Linked DNA regions of Mus musculus: region 1 is linked to region 2. Evidence: chromatin contacts called from ENCODE Hi-C or POLR2A ChIA-PET data. All regions are on one chromosome and are shown on one strand. Each heading gives the region's core, a stretch centred on a gene start or an enhancer-like site at or near the end of the contact. The rest is flanking DNA. Distances are from core to core; before and after follow the strand shown.

Region 1 (3,633 bases), core at 73-2,572, 38 kb before region 2:
GATTCTTTCTCTCCGTTCCCAGTACATATTAGCACTGTGAGGTGGACGGCAGAGGGTGGTTTCTATAGCTGGAGGCCTCACTCCCTGTGCCCACCCCAACTTCCTCCTCTGTGCTCAATTCCCAGGCCTACTTGCAACAATCCAGTTGCCTGGAGTCAGCCATCTGCTATGTTTCTGTCTCTAGGCCAGGCCTGTGGAGTGAGTACCTAGCGGGAATCAAGCCCTGACAGAAAAGACGGACAAGGAAGCTTTAATCCCAGCACTCAGAAGGTAGAGACAAGTAGATCTCTGTAAGTTCAAGGCCAACCTGGTTAACATAAGACAACCAGGGTTATGTAGAGAGACCCTGTTTCAAAACAACCAAACCAAACCAAACAACAACACCGCACCACCAGATAGAAACTGAGTTAGCATACTCCTCACCCTTAGCAGGGCCAGTGCACAACCAATCAATCCAGTCACATTCCACATCAAGCATCCCTTAGCAGTGAGGAACAATCACTACAGCAGATTTGTCACAAGCAGCTCACTGGCAGCCCCAGTCCACATGCCTGCCCCACAGCAGCATGTCTACTCTCACACAGCTCAGTGAAGCAGTACTAGTACTGCTCCTAGTTAACACAAGAGAAAATGGAGAGCTTTGGCCGAGGCAGCTGCCCACACCAGTCATACCCATTGAGAGAGAGAGAGAGAGAGAGAGAGAGAGAGAATGAGAATGAATGAATATATATGCAGCAGCGGTGAGGGAATCACAAAGAATAAGACACAAATGGAAGCAGAACCTGCTCAAATTCAGGAGCAAGAATAAAGAATGACAGCAGGACAGCTTCCTGGGTCTTGCAAAGATCACATGGAGTGTATATAAAAAGCAGGAGGCCAGTGTGCTAGAACCAGGAAGAAAAGAAAGATGCAGAGAAAGTAGAAACTTTCTTCTGGCAAGAGGAGGGCAGAGAAGCCACGTCAAGAATGCCTGGTGTGACTTAGATGCAGACTCACGCCTCAGTGTCACTGGGGAGAAGCCAGAGTGTCTGCATGGGCTGTAAGCAACTGAACTGGTTCTGGAGAGTCTGCAGACTTCATCAAGAAGGTGCTGTTCCTGCTGAAGCAGGCAAAGCCCTTTTGGGGCTGCCATGCTGCTCCCGGCCAGAGGCACGGTAAAAAGGCAGCCGCAGCCGGAGGAGAGGGGAAGCTCAGTGCTCAGCACAACTTTAGGTGAGGCCAGGGCTGAGCTGGGTACAGTGAGCAGCCTCCTTAGGGACCCTAGCTAGGGTTGGGGGAGGGGAAGAAAGCTTGGCATCACTGGTCATAAAGTCCTTCCTGTGTCACAGGGTCCCCTCCCAGCCATCAGGATGTGGGGCGGCTGGGTAAATGAATGATGGATATTGTTTGTGAGGTGACTTAAGCGGCCAGGAATGTGGCAGCAGTGGGCTTTAATGAGCCTTTCATTGATGGAGACGCCTCCCCCAACCCGGAGAGGTGAGCTCTCTCTGGGTTGTCCCTGAGCAAGAAAGAAAGCAAACACTCCCAAAGCCAGTGGCCAAGTGCCATAGCAGGCTGGGATGGCAAATACAAGGATGACCCTTGACAGTATGCAGTTGGCCCAGCTGGAATTGTCCCTTCTATTTTCTTTTTCATTCCCCAATACAAAAGTCGTTCTTTGCACCAGCACAGAACAAAAAGCCCTGTAATGTCTGTCTGAACCTAAGAGACAGGCTGTGATGTGTTCCAAGGCTAGGGCACACATGCTGGCCCTGATGTGAAGGGACAAAGAGTTTGGTCTACCCAGCACACCACACATGTGGGTTCCATCAACCTCTCACTTGACACAATTTTAGGATAAACTGTTCAATACCTCAAGATTCACAACCGCCAGCCCCCGTTCTGCACTGCCACCCACTCAGCAAGCCAATCAATCCACTGCCTGACCCAAAGAGACTGAACTGCACTTCCCTTGGCCTAGGGTGAACTGAAGTTGCCCACAGCAACCTCCCCCAAGGAACACAGAGGCCAGGGGTCCTGGGGTTTCAAACCTCATCTCTGAAATACCGTGTTGGGTGTGTTGGGTCTGTAGCTCCGCTGGGGCACCGGCTGCTTTGAGGGAGAGGGCGCCATCCCACCTCCTGAAGTCCCACCTTGTCTGCTGTGGCCTCTGACAGTGCCCATGCCTCCTGCTTCCATGGGTCCTCAGACAGGACATCCAGGACTTGGCCATGGAGAGATGCAGTTATTTATTTCTATGGTAAATAGCCACCTTTGTTATCGCCTATCTGCCAGGCGCAGGCCAAGCTGGACCCAGTGAGACAGCTTTTCACTTCCTGAAAGCAGAGACTGCTCCTGGGCCCTGGGCCTTGTCACTAACTATAAAGGTACTTTCAGGGCTCGGCCTTCTGGAATCTAGGTTACCAGCTGCCCAGGCAAAGAGGTGATCACTTTGCTAGTTTCTAAGGCCTCTGAAATGGGCTGTGAGTGATACAAAGGTCCATTACCTGCACCAGATCCCTGAGGGATGGAACCCAGGGGCCACAGCAACACAATACAAATAGCCTTGAAGCACAGGGAACCGGGGACACACTGCTGAAATGGCAGGACACTGAGTCCAGCCTAGACCAAGGGCAGAACAGGCTGCGGTATGACTGCCCCACGACAACACGGCCTAACTTTAAAGCAATTCCAGTGAACCATGGCAGCTTCTCCTGTTCTGAAGTTGCCTTATTCGGCGTTTTCTCGGCCTTCATGACAAAGCTGATTTCCATTTGGAGGAGAGGCATAAATACTGCAGAGTGCAGTCGTGAGCATTCCAAAGGTCCTGCGTGTCTATCCAGGAACCAGCTCCCCCAACCCCTCCCTGCAGCCCGGGTTCCAGCCAGGGCCAATCTCTTTCAAGGGTGTCAAAGAACATGCACGCCCCTACGGACTTTGGAGTGTAATCTTTCCTCATGAGACATGCTGGCCTAAGGCTTTCTTCTGGTTTGTCACAGAGCTGGCTGAGTGTCACCACTCAGAACTCCCTTCAAATGTCACCATTTCAGGAGGCTTTCCCTGAGGACAACCTCCATGAAGCTATCACTTTACTCTCCTTTATCTACAACACCTATTATTGGAAATTGCATTATCTGTTCACAAGTAGTCTCCTTACCAACTATAACAAGAATCTAATGAATTTGTCTGAGGACTCTTCTTGGGGGAATGGAGTCTTACAATGATGCTCTGTTGAGTCCTAGGATTAGGGCTTTTCATAGTCAGCCATTTAGCACCTAATGGTTTCTTTTGTTTGTTAGTCAGATACAGGGTCTCACATAGCCCAGGTTAGCCACACACACACACACACACACACACACACACACACACTCCTCCTGCCGCAGTCTTCCAAGTGCTAGGAGTGCAGGCATGTACATCAGTCTGGGCTTCACTGTTTCTGTTCCTATCCTATACTGCAAATCATTTTGTGGGGAAGAAATTGCAAATATATATACTCTGTCAAGGAAGCTGAGGAAGACAATGCTGGTCTGTCACTCTAGTGGAGGAGAGGCCAGCCTGAACTACAGAGTAAGACTGTCTCAAAAAAAACCAACAACAAAACTCAGCAGCCTCCACTGCCTGGTAGAGTCAGAGATCAATAGAAGTGCTATTCAT
Region 2 (3,711 bases), core at 780-3,279:
CCAGACTAGATCTCCCCTGCCTTTCAAAATGCACTCATTCCCCAGCTACCACTCCTCAGCTATTTTACACACTGCAGACTTCCACCCCCCTAGTGACTGCAGACAGCATACAAGCTGACAGTCCGACTGGGCCACAGTTACACCAGGTCCCACCTCAGGCTTTCCAGGCACTGCAGCTTCTCCCACCATTGACCCTCCAGACTGGGTGACTGGACCCAGCCATATAGCAACTTCCCTGCCCCCCCCCGGGGGGGGGCATCTGGTAAATGTCATCAAACCGGCTCTCTCCCACACCCTCAGGGCCCCGCTCCCAACTCCCAAAGTCCCAACTCCACGCACATCCCGTCTGCAGAGTCACCAAAAGCACATTCCTGATCGCCCTGAGAGCAAGGGTCTTGTCCTGAAGTCACAGTGCCCATCAGTAAGTTACAAAAAAGTCTCAACCTCTAGAAAGCATGAAGTAGCTTCTAACTTCAATTTTAATTTCCCACTCTCCTCACACTCTTGCGAACCATCCCCCACATTCTCACCCACTCAACACACCCTTCTTTAGCTCTTTCTGCATACACTCACACCCTCTCTCCCATCACTCCTAGCTTCCCTCTCAACCACCCAACACATCTCCACTCCTGGCCTCCTACTCTGACCTCCACTCCATACTGTGGCTTCCCTTTAGCATCGCCCCCACACTCCTAAATACCATCAGGAAATACTATTTTAATACCCCTTCACCTACCCTCCCCATCAAAAGACACTACTCTCCCAGAACACTCATTTCTTCCTCACTCAATGAACCCCCAAGTCTTTTAATCAGGCATTCCTAATCAGACTTCCATTTTCCCAAACTAACCCCCTCCCATTATCCTCCATCCCTGCTCCTACTGTCTTCCACTATTCTCACTGTTGAACTATTTCCCCGTGAACCTGGAACCTTAACTGTTTCACTACCTCTCCCTTCTTCAAAGCACCCACACTCTTTTGGGTCTCCCCATCAATTCTAATTACGCCCCTATCCTTTTCTTTTTACAGCAAGGCGCCCTCAATAAATCTCACCCTCCTCACACAAACATCTTTTTTGTTCCTAGGCCCCTAACTTCTGTCCTGAACACCTACCTTCTCAGACCCCTAGTCCCATCAGACCATCTTAACACCTACTCACCACACACCCTAGCCCATGCAGGCCCCCCTCCCTGTCTCAGGATTCCACAATCCTCTCCTTAGTGCCCCCTTTTTACCTTTCCTGATTCTTCATCTCTTCTAGAACCACCCCCCAACACACACACACACACACACACACACACACTAAGGCTTCCTGCAATTCCAATCTCTTCTTCAGACTCTCTGCACTCCAGACTATCTCCTCCATACTAGGATTCCCAAACCAAATACTATCCAGGCTCACCAATTCCCTTCCTGGACCCCATTGCTTGCCTGGGCCCCATCAATGCTTCCTCTGATCCAACAATCTCGCCTTAAAACCTAGTTCCATTGCAACCTCCCGAATCATCATCTCGTTTGTCCCAGTTCCCCGTGTCTCCTACCTGGCCGCCACTTCCCCCCTCCCCCTCCAGATTCCCAATTGCTTCCTTAAGCTCTGTAATCCCTCTCCGGGACTGCAAACCCGTTCCCGAACCCGCCAATTGTCTCCCAGGACCCTCCTCCAGGCCTCCCCGCCACGCGCAGGACGCCACCCAGCCCGGGTCACGGGCCGCGCACCTTGCGCTGCTGCTTCTCCCAGGCCGGGTCCAACAGCAGGTCCCGGTCCCAGTCATCCTCCTGGGCCATGTAGTCGCCCATGCTTCCGCCGCCACCCGCGCCATTGCCGCCGCCGCTGTTCGGGCCGTACTGGTACGCCTGGTTCGCTGCGTGGTAGTCCACCATTCCGCCGCCTTTCGCTAGCCCGCCAGCCGGTCCGCTACCGCCTCAGCTCCCGCCCCTGTGCCGGAGGCTCCGACTCGGCCGCCGCTTCAGCTGCTTTCAGCCCGCCCAAGACTGACGCCTGCGCAGTTCACTTGCCGCGCCTGCGCACTGCGCTGCCGCCGCCGCCCTCCCGCGCGCGCGCACCTGAGGAGGCCCCGGGCTCTCGGCGCCGGCGCAGAACGCACCTCCGGCTGCCCGCCCAGCGTGGGAGCCCAGGCGCTTCTAGCGGGAACGCGCGCGTCACCCCGTGTGGGCGGGGCCCAAGTCATGAATGATTCATAAGGCGGGGCTCCTCATCCGGCTTTAACCTGTTTCGGGGTGGAATGTGTTCCCATTCAGCCATTCAGACATAATCAAGATTTATTTGGCTGCCTGCTATGTGTGAGACCGTGTTTTCTGCCTTGGCATTAAAGAAGTCAGGAAAAGTCCCCACCCTTTCGAAACTATATACTATAAACCTTGCACGATGGAACGTGGGATCTCTGTTCTCAGGCCGCAGAGACTGAACGACAGATAACATGTTGGAGCTTGGGTTACACAGGAAGACCAGTCTTAAATTAAATAAATAATCGAGCTTAAAACTGGGCATGGTGGGCCGGACAGTGTTGGCGCACGCCTTTCATCCCAGCACTTAGAGGCAGAAGCAGGTGGATTTCTGAGTTCGAGGCCAGCCTGGTCTACAGAGTGAGTTCCAAGACAGCCAGGGCTCCACAGAGAAACCCTGTCTCGAAACAAACAAGCAAACAAATAACTGGGCATGGTGACACATACCTTAGATCCCAACTGGAGGTGTGGACAGGAGGGTTCAAGGCCAGACTTACTTAGTACACAGCGAGTTTGAATCTAGTGTGGGCTACATGAGGACCCTGTCTTAAAAAAAGAAAAGAAAAGAAACTCTAGAATGGGCTGGATTTGTAAAGTCTTCTGGGAAAAGGGAAAAGGTAGATATTTAAAGAAACTCTTTCAAAGATACGTCGAGTTAGATTGGACTGGGATAGCTAGTTAGCAGGGAAGGCAAGGGGTCCTTTTGGACTTGTCTATCTTCATTCTCGCAGCAAATACTATGCACCTACTACATGCAGCCACTTTCCAACTACGGACAGCATGGTAAGCCAGGTCAGTTATCAAACGACTAACTTTGTAGGAGAGATGGGCAACAATAAGAATTATGGAAACCAGGCATGGTGGTGTATTAATCCCAGCACTCAGGAGGCAAAAGCAGGCAGAGCACTGAGTTTGAGGCCAGCCTGATAGACAGAGTGAGTTCTAGGATAGCCAGAAAAACCCAGTCTCAGAGGGGGAAGTGGGGGTAGGTAGAGGAGAAAAGAAACACACACGGAATAATAATAGTGCCTCATTGAAGGCCATCTGATAACCAGAGGGGCCATCTCCATCTTGAAAGGTGACTTCCTGCTTCCAGCTGCTCAGGAAACCTTAATCCTCCCTTATAGGGCTTCTTACAAAGAGGCAGCCAGCAGCCACCATTCCAAGCCTTCTTCCTGCCACCCCCACTCTTCTGCCTCCAGCCTTTGGGTTTGATTTCTTTGAAATTTACATGTATTTATTGTGTGGGTCAGGGGTGCCCATGTCATGTGTGCTGGTCAGAGCTCATCTGTGCTTCTACCACCTGGGGTCCTAGGGGTCAGACTCAGGTTGACCGGCTCGGTTGCAAACTCCTTAACAACTGAAGCATTTGGAGCTGTTGGTTTGGTTTTGTTTGAAACAGGGCCTGAGCTGGGCATGGTGGTGCACACCTTGAATCCCAGCACTTGGGAGGCAGAGGCAGATGAA

What was found. A loop is a pair of places that touch in the nucleus more often than their neighbours do. ChIA-PET counts read pairs that join two places held with the same protein, here RNA polymerase II (POLR2A).
Region 1: a loop to region 2 is called in a map of heart, with 2.4 times the contacts of the local background. The contact joins the enhancer-like site here to the promoter of Actn4 in region 2. A Hi-C loop is called at or near these places in 15 of 37 maps with a recorded cell type or tissue (Patski, adrenal gland, gastrocnemius and 2 more). POLR2A ChIA-PET finds 5 or more read pairs at or near these places in 4 of 5 experiments (Patski and embryonic stem cell).

Annotation. Positions count from the first base shown.
Region 1 is chr7:28,922,674-28,926,306 of GRCm38, forward strand. The region is part of intron 1 of Actn4 (actinin alpha 4); the gene reads right to left. Among named protein-coding and RNA genes, the nearest start is that of Gm38978, 3.0 kb to the right of the region's middle. Within about 2 kb of position 1,323, at least 1 of the 3 ENCODE cell types and tissues checked has a DNase peak (open chromatin) inside an H3K27ac peak, as active enhancers do; it is heart, where a contact is called at or near this core.
Region 2 is chr7:28,960,303-28,964,013 of GRCm38, forward strand. Actn4 (actinin alpha 4) reads right to left here and starts at 2,030. Exons shown (of 21, transcript NM_021895.3): 1 at 1,717-2,030. The coding sequence starts at 1,881.